Linked DNA regions of Homo sapiens: region 2 is linked to region 1. A link is an interaction called in ENCODE POLR2A ChIA-PET data of the cell type or tissue named here. Cell type or tissue: MCF 10A. All regions are shown on one strand. Links, peaks and the distances in the headings refer to the core of each region. The heading gives the core; the rest is flanking DNA. Region 1 overlaps MAGI3 (membrane associated guanylate kinase, WW and PDZ domain containing 3). Region 2 overlaps MAGI3 (membrane associated guanylate kinase, WW and PDZ domain containing 3).

What was found. Peaks named below come from ENCODE experiments on the same cell type or tissue, not always from the same donor. Only the 100,000 strongest peaks of a DNase experiment are listed, where the experiment ranks them.
Region 2: POLR2A ChIA-PET joins it to region 1 with 18 read pairs; 4 of 35 experiments call an interaction of 5 or more read pairs at or near these places.

What each region holds. Positions count from the first base shown.
Region 1 is chr1:113,449,150-113,456,747 of GRCh38, reverse strand. The region is part of intron 1 of MAGI3 (membrane associated guanylate kinase, WW and PDZ domain containing 3); the gene reads right to left. It also overlaps the pseudogene LOC100421402. Among named protein-coding and RNA genes, the nearest start is that of MAGI3, 62 kb to the right of the region's middle. In MCF 10A, for the core only: CTCF peaks have their summits at 2,811, 3,011 and 3,620 (motif pointing right); DNase peaks (open chromatin) are centred at 3,127 and 3,647.
Region 2 is chr1:113,393,680-113,401,277 of GRCh38, reverse strand. All of the region lies in intron 1 of MAGI3 (membrane associated guanylate kinase, WW and PDZ domain containing 3), which reads right to left. Among named protein-coding and RNA genes, the nearest start is that of MAGI3, 7.0 kb to the right of the region's middle. In MCF 10A, for the core only: no CTCF peak of the experiment used is centred there; a DNase peak (open chromatin) is centred at 4,507.

The DNA of each region.
Region 1 (7,598 bases), core at 1,095-6,094:
TTTGTTTTTCTTTAACTGAAGAAGTCTTCATCCAAACCATTAAATACTTTTATAAAGAATGAATATTGAGTTTTATCAAACTCTTTTGTGGCATTAAGATCACCATGTGGTTTTTCATTTTTAATCTAATATTCACCTACTTTTTAAATTCAATGTATAACTTATGTTATGAAATGTTCTTTTAATATCCTGCTGAATCTGATTTGCTAGAATTTTATATTGACTTTTCCCATCCATATTCATGACTGAACTAGGTCTGTATTACTACTTTTTGGTACTTTATCAAATTTGAGATTGAAATAAAATGAACTGGATAGCTTTCTATATGTATATGGGTATGTTACAAAACAGTTGGATATAGAAAATTATTTCCTAGAAAGCTTACAAGAATGTGTCTGTGAAACAACTTAGGTTGTTTTTTATGTTTGAGAGGGAGAGAGAGAGAGGATGGGTTTCTAAATCTCACTATTAAAGAAAAAATGGGGCCGGGCGTGGTGGCTCACGCCTGTAATCCCAGCACTTTGGGAGGCTGAGGTGGGCGGATCACGAGGTCAGGAGATCAAGAACATCCTGGTTAACATGGTGAAATCCTGTCTCTACTAAAAATACAAAAAAAAAAAAAAAAAAAAATTAGCCGGGCGTGGTGGCGGGCGCCTGTAGTCCCAGCTACTCGGGAGGCTGAGGCAGGAGAATGGCGTGAACCCGGGAGGCAGAGCTTGCAATGAGCCGAGATCATGCCACTGCACTCCAGCCTGGGCGACAGAGCAAGACTCCATCTCCAAAAAAAAAAGAGAGAGAAAAAAGAAAAAACGGAAGAGGTTATTTGACTATGCAAGTCCTTATTTAATCAGAAAATACTGAGTACCTCTCTCTGTGCTAGGCAAGAATAAGCAAAACAGCCATCAATTCTACCATCAAAGAAATTATGATATACTTGGGGAGAAAGAGACATAAATACCCAGAAATAATTGTTAATAGTGTTAAGTATGAAAACAAAGTATAAGGAGCTATGAGAGCAGATGGCACAGGGACCCAAACCTAGTCTGTGAAGAGTAAGGTTCAGTTTCCCCATGACATGAAACTTGAGTAGAAATCTAAGGATTAATAGAAATTAAGTGTTCAAAACACACAAAACAAACAGGACGTGCAAAGGTCCTGGTGCAAAAGAGAACAGTATTAGATGAACAGAAAGAAGATCAATATGGCCAGAGTGCAGGAGCCCAAGGGAAAAGAATGCAAGGCCTGGATGGCAAGAAACAGGTCAGATCAGGGAGGACTGGAAGACAAGTTGAAAGTATCTATCTTTATCTTGAGAACAATGGGAAGCTATTTAGGGGAATTTCAAGCAGAAGAATGACATAATCACAGTCTTCTATTTCTCTAGCTGATTTTTATATCTGCTAGGAAATTTTAGATTTCATCAAGATTTCCAAATATATTACCACACAACTCTGCATAGCAGTCTCTCACACTATTTAGGATCTCTCCCTGATCCTCTTTTTAACTTTTTAAATGATTTCCCCCGTTCTTTTTCTTTTCCAATTAGATTTGCTGTAGGTACTCATATATTATTGGGATTTTTCAGAAAGTCCACTCTCGAATTTATCCTACTGTATTTCTATGTCATTTTTATTATTTCCTTCCTCCAGCTTATTTTTTTATTTCTACCCTGACCCACTATTTATCTTTTAATGAACAAGAGGTAATGCCCAGAACTATGACATCTATTCTGGACCACACATTAATTTTTCACGTATGCCTTCTCTGGTTCTACTTCTTGTTTATTCTGTACCTAATCTCCAATACTACATACTTCAGATTCATGTTTCTGGCTATATTTTCAACAATAATATCACTATTTCCCTTTTTCAAGGTTGATAAGGATGATGATGACTATCATTTACTGAGCATTTACTATACACCAGGCACTGTTGTAAGAACTTCACATGAATCCATTTAATTCTCATTGAAATTCTGTGTAATACAAGAACAGAAAACCAAATACCGCATGTTCTCACTCATAAGTGGGAGTTGAACAATGAGAACACATAGAGACAGGGAGGGGAACATCATACACCGGGGCCTGTCGAGGGATGGGGGGCTAGGGGAGGGATAGCATTAGGAGAAATACCTAATGTAGAGATGGGTTGATGGGTGCAGCAAACCACCATGACATGTATATACCTATGTAACAAACCTGCACATTCTGCACATGTATCCCAGAACTTAAAGTATAATAAAATAAATAAATAAAAGAAATTCTGTGTAATAGATACTAATCCCTATTTTATAATGAGGTAACTGAGACAAGAGAGGTAAGGTAATTTGCCCGAGGTCACACAGCTACTAAGTGAAATTAAAATGTACGGACAGGTCATACTTGTTAGCTTGACTCCAGAGAGTAAGCTGCACTGCCTCTTATGGGTAAAAAGTAGTTAGCCTTTCTTCTCTTGAACTGAATCAGGCTAAAGACTGAGCTAAGCTACCCCTAAAGGAAGAAGACCCTGAAAACTAATTTAAAACAAGCAAAATATGCATCCCAAATAATAATTATCAACCAAATGGCTTTTTCAGTTTTGTTATTTATAATTCTATTTGAATTTCATCTACATAAATGGCTTGCATAATTCCTGTTCTTACTCATTTAGTGGCATACTGTTAACCTAATAGAAGATCAGTTTTGGTAACTCTTCTAGAGATATCTGAGGTATATGCTCTGTTTTTTGAGAATAATGTTTAATATAGAAAAGGGTCAGCATAATTATATTATTTCCTATGCACCATTTCTTATCTACTTGCTATATTATGGACATAAAGTGGCATGCTAATACTTCCCACAAGGGGAAGCAGTAGATAGCATGATGGTTAAGTGCACCAGCTCTGAAATCAGATTGCGTGTTGCTCTCTTCTCATACTAATGTGTATATTTAGCTCCTTGACAACTCACTTCACCAAGTATTATTGTTTAAAGTCTTAGCCATAAAGGCCTATCATAGCTAATTATCCCTAAAGAAGAATACAGGCATCAGCCAAATCAAACAGAGCAGAAACTCCCCAAATGGGCTATCTCCACTATGTAAGGGCTAGCTCTACATTTCCTGTTTAAAACATGCAGCTGCCCACAGGCAAGCTAAATCAAACAGACTACTCCAATAGCAGTATGTCTTCACATTCTGTTTTACCAAGTTATGTTCATTCTCACTGCTTTTATGCCAATTTGTGATTATGCAATTTAATATTTAATTAAATATTATGAAATATGAGTACAAAAAGGGTGTTTCTATGAAAACAGATAAATGTTTTGGGAAAACACTGAAAGCTTTGGAAAGGTAAATCTCAAAATGTTAGAAAAGAAAAATTGTTATAAAAAATATAAAAATCGAGTAGGATTCCATACTCAGTTTGCTAAGCTCTTGTTCTACTTTATGGAAATTTGAATTGGAAACAGGAGACAAGCATTATATGTTGTTTATGCAAGAAAGATGACAGCAGTCTCCAGTCAGTATATGCTTTAAGTTAAAAATCAAATGCTCATGAAAATTTATATCAATTTATGTAATTCCCTATCTTAATTGTCATTTTCAATTAATCAACCATTGGCTCCACTTGTATCCTATACATACAAGAGAACACTAGGTGGCATTCAGGCTAGGCTGAGCTGGTCTGCTTTCCCATGAAGAACTTGTAACATATGTGCTTATATACTTATAAAGTATATCATGCAACTGCTTACTTATAAGGGTCTGACTTTTGCGTGCACAGTGGAATGTATCAATTTGCTGGTCAACTTATTAATTCCACTCTTGCTTGTTGATGGATAATCAAAGTAAGATTTCCTGCTATATTGCTTTGGGGATACTGAAGGAAGAAAAAACCTCTTTATTTCTTTGAGTAAAATTTCTTCACTGAGTCTTTCTAATCTTGGGTTTTCCTTTGTCATGTTTTCCTTGTTTCCCCCTCATCCTACTTTAATCTCCTTTTTGGCCTGTGCCACTTTGCTGAATGGGCAAATCACCCTAGAGGTTATTTAATCCTATTCAGGTCAACAGAGAAAAAAGTATACAAAACAACAACTGCATTTGTGGGGTTTTTTCCCACTATAAAATATTTTAAAGTAGTTGCTTCTAAGAGGCTGTCATAGATCAACCTTTATTGTCAGTGCAAACTCACAGTACTGCATTCCCATCATAACTTTTCTCAATAGATTATGAAAAGATATCAAATAAAAATTAAAATTTAAGGGAACAATGAGGCTTCAGTGTGTGTGTGTGTGTGTGTGTGTGTGTGTGTGTATGTCTATGCACATAAGTTAATCCAACAAAATTAACACATAAATACTTGGCTAAATCTGATGTCCTAATGGAGTAGTTACAGTGAAGTCCCATAGAGAGATCATCAATCTTTAGAACATAATTCAGACTAAAATTCTGCAATGAAGCAGCTTTCGGATCAAAACTCCAAAAATAAATGAATGCCAAATGACTTCACTGAACCTTAATCCTAAACAGAAGACCTTATGGCTACTACATACCTTGACTTACTAAAAATTACTTCCCCTTCCTGAAAGGGGAAATTGGGTGACATAAGCAAGGTCCTTTCTTTGCAGGAAAAAAACAAAAAGGAATCAACAGTTTGCCCTGCTTCTGCTCAGGAAAGAAAGATATTGTGATCTCTTGTTCTTTATTAAGCAAAGAATATCACTCCAGAGCAAAAAGTGGTCATTTCAGCATGTCTGTAAGCAGCACTTATAATGGAATGCTTCAGAATCCCTTTTGAGAGCTAAGGAAGTAATTGTGAAGAAACGTTTATTATCCATCCACCCTCATTTACCTAACCAGTTGGGTGATTGCCAATGGAAGGTGGGTAGACAGGAGAAAAAAGTAATGTGTACAGACACACTGCCATAGCAATTAACATCACATTTATTTCTACTACATGTTTACCTTTTCTAGAAAACATGTACAAAAATAGAAAAGACAATGTTGCAGAATAAAAACCACTGCACAGATGAAATTGTTAATAGTTGGGATTATTTTCTCTTCTTAATGCCGTGTTCCCCAGGGAAATATACATATAGTTGCTTGATCATACTACCCATTTCCACCTCCAAAAAAAAAATTCCCTCCTTAATTGATGTCTATTTCCTTATAAGGAACAAAAGTCTCAAAAATAACATTGTTCCAGCAATGATCTTCCTTAGGACATTTTCGAGAACACTTGGCATCAAAAAGTGAGTCTTATGGTGTACCATAAATGAGAAGGGTGATAAAACTGCATATGTAGGGAGTTTTAAAATATATAATATTGTGTACAATTTTAAAGATTTATAAATCTGCACAGTTTTGATTATTTTCTTTAACATATATAAATTATTAAAACAAATCCAAGATGATGAAGAGTATCTGAAGAAACCAGAGAAGAAAAATAGTCAACTATCTGTATACTCTCAAAGCTGTTTACGATGAGATCAATTTTACAGGTTAAAGCCTGTAATAAGCCTTATAGAAAGTTTATCAGTCCATTCTTCAAGCTAACATAATCCTGATAACAAACGGAGTAAGGATAGCTTCCTCTAATACACATGATGGACCAATTTCATTTATGCAGATATACTGAAAAATTTTTCTTTTGAAAAGTTAAAAATTCCTTTATTTTTCATTCCTGGTACCACTACCACAATTTACAGGGCAATATACTTGATGTAATGAAAAGAAAAAGAAAAAGACAAAGCTACAACAGATAAAAGACCTCAGGAATGTACATCTAATTGACACTACATTGCATTAATCAATAACTGCACTTTTTGCAAACTGTGGCTATGACAGTCCTGAACAAGAAGGGTTTCCTGTTTAAGCTGCAATAACTTTTCTGACTATGGATCATCGTTCCTTCTGTGGCAGATTTTTACAGTTCCTCTAATGCATTTGGGAGGACTGTCTCAAAGTAAGCTGCAGTTTTCCTGACAACTCCTCGCTCTCTCTCCTACTAAGAACTGTAGCCCTTTTCTGCTGTTTTTCGAACCTTCTGCTACCATATCCACCACTTCCACCACCAGATCCATAACCACCACCATAGGGACTGCCCGAGCTTCTTCCACCAGAACTGTCCCCTTTCACGGGTCCATAATTTGATTGCTGTTGTCCACTATAATTTCCAAAATCATTATAGTTCCCACCACCACCATAGTTACCACCGCCAAAATTTCCTCCTTCATTGTAACCATCATATCCTCCACCACCTCCACCATATCCACCACCTTGGTTTCCATATCCTGGTCCACCACCACCATAGCCCCCTCTACTACTATAACCAGGACCACACCATAGTTGCCACCATCACCTCCAAATCCATTATATCCACCATCACCTCCTCCATAACTACCTCTGCTGCCACCACCTCCACCACCATAGCTCCTCCACCACCTCCAAAGTTTCCTCCGCGACCCATAAAATTGCCAGATCCACCTCCACGACCTCTCTGTGATCCAGCAGACTGCATCTCTTGTTTAGAAAGGGCCTTTTTCACTTCACAATTATGCCCATTAATAGTGTGGTATTTCTGAACAACAATTTTATCAACTGTATCATGCTCATCAAAAGTTACAAAAGCAAATCCTCTTTTTCCCACTCTGCCTGTCTTCCGTAACTTCTATGGTTTCAATTTTGCCATACTTTTCAAAGAAGTCTCTCAAATTATATTCTTCTGTATCTTCTTTAATACCACCAACAAAAATTTTCTTCACTGTTAGATGGGCACCAGGCTTTACAGAATCCTCTCTAGAAACAGCTGTCTTTGGTTCCACTACACGCCCATCAACCTTGTGTGGTCAAGCACACATTGCTGCATCCACCTCTTCAACACAAGAATAAGTCACAAAACCAAAGCCCCTGGAACGTTTTGTTTGGGGGTCTCTCATTACCACACAATCTGTGAGTGTGCCCCATTTCTCAAAATGTTCTCTTAAACTATCATCTGTAGTTTCAAAGCTCAGACCACCAATAAACAGTTTTCTCAACTTCTCTGGTTCCTTTGGATCATGGCCCTCCATTTTGAGACCAGACTCGCCTCTTCCAACTCGAGTTCAATATCGATATACTGAAAAATTTTTTAATCAGCAAACTGAATGTTGATAATAAACTCAATCTATTGGGAAAAAAAAATGCACTTGCAGATAATTTATCCAGAATCTCCAGGATCTACTCTGTTCTGGATGGATGTCGTCTCCAACGGTCTGGAAATTTTAACCCCCAAATGTTAAAATGATGAAAAAATATAGATCCAGCCCCAAATCTTCTAAGTGAATTCATTTGTTTTTTCTTAATATTACATGATTTAAGGATTGAAGCCTCTCTCTCTGTCACACACACACACACACACACACACACACCATAAAAGTAATGCAACACTTATAAAGGATTTATTTGCTGCCTCAAAGTAAGACTAAACGAGGAAATTCACCACTCATGCATTATCTGCTATTCCACTGTGACGTCATTCTCATCAATTACGATCAGCAACTTCTTATCTATTTTGCTTAGACTAGGCATCTATGTCCTCATTAACTTTTTACTATCCAGCATATCACATTATTGCCCCCT
Region 2 (7,598 bases), core at 1,570-6,569, 56 kb after region 1:
TTTCCTTTTACTAGAAAAAGGAAGACAGGTTTTTTGGATATAATGAACTAATATTCTATCCAGAAAGTAAAGAAAGACTCAACGCTGTGTCAGTTCATAATTCTTCCTGTGAGTCTGTGTGAACTTTCACGTGTTAATCTCTCTAACTCAATTTTCTCATGTGTAAAGGAAGATGATAATATCTGACTCATAGAGAATAAAAATATATAAAGTTCTTTATAAGAAAACATGAATGCTAATATATACATCCTTATAAACCAAATAAGACAGGTATAAAATGCCCTGACATGGAAGTTATTACTCTAAATGACAGCTAATATGTTGTGATAAGTCCTCAATATTCCTATTAGAGTAAGGTTGTCTAAACTTAGGGTTGTCACCCAAGGGAGGCTGAAGTGTCATTTCAGTCATCAGCATTACATTGTGAGATTGCTCTAGTTAGCAAATCTAATTCTATTCAAAGGAAATTAAAATTTTCACTAGCATGTGCATTCTAACTTAAACACTGAAATTAGTGAATAGAATTCTTAGCTAAAATTAATAATATTTTGACAAAGTGTTCTGCTGAAAGCTACCAAGTTGGATTGAGATACAATTCTGTGAACAGAGGTAATAAAGACTATATCATTTTACTAGATTTCATGGCTTAATTAATCAATATATGGAATTAATATTGGAGAACTCTAATTATTACAGGCTTTTGAAGTAGAAGCAGTAATTTTCCAAATATGGTCTAAAGTCATCCGAAGGGTGCCCAAACTAATCTAACAATACAAAGTACTTGCTATGATGATTCTTACTGGCAAATCACACCCAATTCCATGAATGTTCATTTTTATGTACAGTAAGTGCATTCACCAATAATCTACCAACATTTAATATTCACTAAAGATCCAACTACCAGATGACACTTGGCAAAACTACAAAACTCCTACTGTGCATGGCATATATAAACTCAAAGTTATTACTAAAATTATTATTTTTATGGCACCAAAGCTGAAGACATTGATACAGTAATAGAATATAAAAATAGTATGAAATGTTATTTGGAGCACCCACCCCTCTCTTTCAACTGTCTACCCCTGCTCTGAGTACCTCTGTTCTCCCAGTGGAGGCTATAAAAAACTTTAAAAAGGGGATCAGATTTTATCCTGCAATATCTGCCAAATAACATTTTTGGTAATTAAACAGTTACCACATGACACCATACTTAAGTAATGTTTCAAAACTCTTATATACCCATTTTATATAAGAGTCAGTGAAGTAGTTCCTTTCACATAATTTCCACGAAATCATGGTTAAAAAGTATTATTAGGGAGCCCTCAGAAATACTACAATAATGACATTGTCTCAATTTGTGTTTAAAAAGACCATTGTTTTAAAAGCAAAACACCTTGGAAAGTAATTCGTTTAGAATTTCATTTTCAAAATGGTAGAATAAAATTGTTTTAAAAACGTAATTGTTTAACTAGGCTAATAATATTTTTCTCAATGCCAAAGACTGTTAATCTTCCAAAGTATTCCATCTCCCTAAAAATCAACAGCATTGATTTTAGAGAATCTTATTTAATTTTTTTAAAGAAAATTAAATAAAAATTACAAGAAATACTTTTAAATTGTGCACATTAAGGTATCAGTATTTCAATTTTTTAAAGAAATAACTTTTAAATAAAAGCAATTTTTTATTTAAATATTTGAGTAAAAGCAGTGCCTAGAAATCAAATCAGTTTTGGTTTACAGCCAATATCTGTTTTTCTAAAAATGATAGTTTTATGACAACTGTGTACTACTTCTGGCCTCCAAGTAAGAGAGATTAAATGTTTTAAAAGAGATCATTTCCTGTAGTATTGATTCCTCGGCATCCCACCCTTTCAGGAACTCCCCCTCCCTTACGTCTTGGGGTTCTGCTACAGTTATTAATCATATTATGCTATTTATACCCAGCTGCAAGGGTAGACATGTCCCCACGCCTGACCAATCATGGCACTTCATTGTCCTCTCCTCTCTCTACAATAATTGGTCCAAGAGATGGGCACAGGGCCAAAGTCCCTGCATGAGATTTGTTATTAGACTCCAAAAAGATGAGAAGCTTTAAGGACCCTGTATGACTTCGGGGTTCAGAGCTACCTTCACCGCTACACTGACAGTCTAGCTGAGAAAAAATCCAACCCAGAAGAAAAGAGAACCAAATAATAATTCTAATGACCAACACTTGAGAACAGAAGTTAGCTGTTACTGATCTATGCCTGGATTTTAATGTATGTAAGTCAATAAATTTCTTCTTAGCCTACATTAATCTCAACAGCGTTTCTGTCACTTGCTACAGAATTCTTACAAATACAGAAACTGATATGTAAATTAAGATTTTTTTCTTTCCTGCTGAGATCTAAGCTATATATCACAAGATACTTGCTGCAAACTAGATAACCATATCCAAAGAGTAATATATCTCTGGAACTACTCCATTAAAGTGAATTTTTAAAAGTTATTTTATTGGAGGAAAAAGCAAAGCCAATTTAGCTTAATTCTATTTAAGTTCAGAAAATGAAGCATTAATAAATACTTGTTTTTTTCCTACCTTGTAGGATATTTTCCTTTCATAAAACTACTTCTGTTAAATGCCATTATGTATAGTAAAATCCCATTTTTCATAGTCATGTGTAATTCCCAATCAGAACAACGAGATACAGGCTTGCCTCTCACAAACTCCCCTGAAGCCAGAAAATAATAATTACGTGTTTCAAATTATGTGCAAAAAAACCAGCAAAAGCAAAGAGGCTAAAATGCCAGAAAGTTTTAATTAAGTAGATCGGTTACCGTTCACATTGTATACCCAAGACAATAAAAAGGGAAGCCTCCAAATAGAAAAGATCTTAATTATTAATAAATTTGAAACAAAATTTTTTCCAATTACCACTGCATGATATTTTTTAAAACCAAACCCTAAACTCCAAACAAATTATGGCAAAAAAGTTTAACCCTTCATAACCCATACAGAGTCTCTAAAACAATATCTCTCAGTATGTGTTAATAAAACAAGTACCTAATCACCTATAAGGACAGCGTGTCCTTTCTCAGGTATTTAGATATGTCATAAGTCAAATTATGGTCCTCAAAATGTAATCTATGTTCCCCTGGCCATGTTGGGATGACTGAAATGGGTGGGGGCTGCAGGTAAGTGGGTTGCTCCTGGAAACCACTGCAATGCAGCTGAGTGGCTGCATCAGGATAAATTGCTAGGGTTCAGGGAAGAATGGAGATATAATGATGCCACCCTTCTCACTGGAAGCCAGTCGGCTGTGGCTGTAACAAAAGGGAAGGCGGGATTAAGATGAAAATATATTTTTCAATTCCCTTTTTCCTAGGCTAGCAAATTGTGTTTTCCCATAAAACTGGCTAGACTTCCAAAACAACAAAAATAGGGCTATTAACCATAAAGAACAGAACTAATGGTACATTAAGGGTTAAATAAAAATATTCATAGTATAACATTATGAGTGGAATGAGGCTGAAGGCAGAAATAGCATTAAGCACCTTAGAGCATTATTTCGAGGAGATAACACATTTAAAAAAAACTTACAGGAGACTATTCATAATGGAACTACCTATACATTTAAACAATTAATATGATCTTCCCTCTATTTTCCAATTATTCTATAATGTGGATTTTGTGCCCTTGTACAAAATAATTTCCAATTATTCTATAATGTGGATTTTGTGCCCTTGTACACAAACACACACAAAATTATTGAGATGGACCACACTGTAAACCTTTCTGTATGGAACGTTTTTGCCCTGTGTTTTTCTCCTCCTCTGCTTCTTACCTACTACTGGAAAGATCCTAATTCCACTCAACCAAAATCTGTCATCTTTCAAAACCCAAACAAGTTCAAAATTATTCACAATTCATTCCTCAACCACTCAAGTCAGAAAACAAGGGCAGATGGCGTGGATCCTACCAAGATATTAAAAAGAAAAAAAGAAAAGAAATCATTCTTTCACTTCATGTACACATTTAATTTCCATAAATTCACTGTACATACCTAGATGAGGATAATTTCTTAGAATTAAAAGTTTTTTTGTAAAACATATCTTTTTAATGCAAGCAAATTACTTCTTCTGGTATTCGACCAAAAAACTGCAATTGGTTCCAACATGGGTGGAAAAGTGGCATTTGGACTCATCCTACAAACAGTACAATATAGTATTTTATGCACAATTTAAGGGCTTTTTGAAAAGACAGTTTTGCTTATATTTGATTTCCCTCTTTTTGTGATGACTTGAGAACCCAAATCCTTTCTAAAATGCAGCTCCACTACTTTTTCGAATAGCACACTATGCAGCCAGTTAGTCTCATTTTCACCAAAATTCATACTAAGACCTACCTAAAGAGTTTTAAACACTGGCAGAAAAGTGAAAAAGGCAAAACCCTTACTACAGGTATTCCTTACCAATGAGTCATTAAGCTCCCACTAAACTGCCAGCTTCTTGAAGACACACAATTTCTGACTCATGTTTATATCGCCAGTGCTAGCTCCATGCTGGCACTTGGTGGGTGCACCACTAAGTATTTGCTGAGGGAATGAATGCGTGCCAGTAATAGGACTTCTTATTTTTTCTGTATTAAATAAAATATGCATCTTTTCTTGGAAAACATTCTGAATAATAGTTGTTCTTCAAAAACAAAATATTAGCAAGATATTTTGTTAGCAAAATTAGCTAGAAGAGCAATGAATGGATTTGCCTCTTTCCCTACAAACATGTCTCATAACACCAGCTTCTAAGTTTCTGAAACTCTTACTTTAGACAATAGTTTTAAATTCAGGGCATTCACTCTATCTACCAAAATGTAGTATTTCAAGAAAATTATTGCTCAAAATTTCAGAAGACAAAAAATAATTTATTAAAGGCGAAACGGTTCTAGTCTTCAATACCAAAACACTTATCTTTTGTCAAATCACACACACACACACACACACACACACACACAACCCTGACATTCACAGATTTTGAAATTGGTAAATAATACTGAAGTAATCCATAAAAACAAGATTCTCTTTCAACATACTCCCAAAACACTAAGTCCCCCCAAAAATTACAAAGCACTTAGGGGTTACATAGTAAAGACTCTGTATGAAACTATCACTTGAGAAGATTAGGCACTGACTTCATAAGTCAGACACTTGAATGAATTTAGAAGATTTGTTTTGTCGCCAGTTTACATAAATTAGCAGAAAAAAAATCACAAAAATTTGTCTCTCAAAACAAAAGGTTTTATAAAGTATGTGCCAGGATCTCAGAGGAAAAATAATGTATACGTCCCAGGAACACAGAGTTATGTTACATGAAAATCAGTTTTAGCAATAAACTGAATAAAATTTAAAATCATCTAAAAATCAAATGGCCAAATGTTAAGTATTTGTTTGTACCAGTAAGATAGCAAGAAATTAAAGAATTATTAAAATGCCTCAACCTAGGAAAATAAAGTTTTACAAACTAAATTATAAAAGTCTGGGGGTGAGGGCAGGATCAATAAAGTACCCAAAATGATATACTAGAAAATGATATACAAGAAAAGTTAACAAAAGTATGTGTGTGTGTATATACATATACATATATGCATATAATATATATATACACACACGTATATACATATATACATACTGAGATATTTGGATATAGTACTCTTAGAGAATGATGGAGAGAAAATATTTTTTAAGTACAAAGATGTTAATGATATAATAAAAGTCATCAAATATCATGCAAGCAAATCAGCTTGCAATTGCTAAGGTGTAAGCCCATTACTCATATGAATTGAAGGTGTCAATGAACAGAATCCAAAACCTGAACCCCTGAGTTATTAAGAGCTTTAGGGAAAAAAGAAAAAAAAACTACCAAAATTTGAAATAGGAAATTTTCAACTTCAAGGTTTATCAAAATGTAATGCTACTTTCCCTAGCAAAGGGGCTTGGCTTGCTTCTTTTTCTATTGTTTCTAAAATAATCTCTAGGTCTCTAGATTTTCTTGTTTTAAAAAAGGTACGAAGAAATGTATTGTAAGCCTGGGAGGCTAACAATTAACTCTAAATTCTCTTACCTTTCCCATCCTCATATAATACAACCACCTAAACAAAACTCATCAAAAATCCTAAATATCCCACTAAAAAAAAAAAAAAAAAAAAAAAAAAAAACTAACAAAAAGATTCAAGAGATAAGAAAGGCACAGCATTATTTTTATTTGAATAACATAAATATTTCCTATTTTAAAGCATCCAGTAGTGTTTCTTCACCAACAGGAAGTGTATTTCTAGGAATTAGCCCATTTTAACAAAACTCCCTTACAAATTGGATGTCCCAAAGAGTCAGCAGTGAAGACTTTTACCTACCTTTAACATTACCCAGGAACTGTTTCAACTTGGTTTTTATTTAAACAAACTATAACATTGTTTCCTATGATTTCCATCCCTGGATACACTACTTGCTTAGGGTAGTTGAATGTAATGTGTGCATATGGCAGTAGACAATGATTTCATGTATTTATTGTACCGATACTTAATCTCTGGAATAAAATACACATAATTTACTGAAACTTACTGAAAGCAAACTGCTGAAATATGAGCTTAAAGGTGTATGAAGAAGCATAAAACTCTGCACAATTAGAGTCTGGGGAATTTCAGAACAAAATTCACTACTTGTATATTAATCAGAATAGAAATGGTTTAAGAATATATACTCTGTAGTAAAATCAAAGAAACTAAACCTAGTCATAGTAGTATATCACAAAACAATTTCACCAGAGGTCCAAAGTTCAACTTTACTACTGGGAAAAGACAAAGTTCAAACTCAAATGACAACTTTTCTCTTTGCAGAAAAATAAACAACAGGGTCATAATTAAGAAACAAGTAACTAATCGAGCCAAGCAATAGGTGAAACCAAAGATTCTTCTATAAGCGGGCAAAGTACTGACTACTAAGTACTACACTAAAACAATAAGAAACTACCTAATTGATTCAGGAAAAGCTTCAGATTAGAAACCATATTTTAAAGAGTAACTTTCAATTCTCTATTAAAGATTATAACAACAAAAAAAGGGAAAAAAAATCAAAGCTAAAGACAGTAGCTGCCAGAAAGATGTTAAGTCACCTGGCTGATAGTACTGGCTTTGGGAGGGCGACCCTTAGCACCTAAGTGAAAAGAAGGCTAGGAAGAATCAGTGCTACAAAAGCCATGTTCTACAACCCAGCTCATCCTTCTGCCATGGACTTTGTCAGAAGACAATATGAGAACATTTCCGATTAGTATTACATCTTACAAAAATGGTTAAATTTTACTCTTTCACTGTGCTAGTCTCTAAATGTCATGTTATGAATATGGTTTAATAAAAAGCAACTAGTCAAGACAAGAGAGTGCTAAGTACACTTTACAATACCTTATTAAATTGAAAAATCAATTTCTGTCACAAAGTTTAGATAAAAGCAAAAAATAAAACAATGTTTATGGCAAGTTTCTTTTTAAATTCCCTTACTCTATTTTCATCCTTTCCAAAATGAATCACAATAAAGAATCTTTGTCTCTTCTGAAAATAATATTTGTTTTTA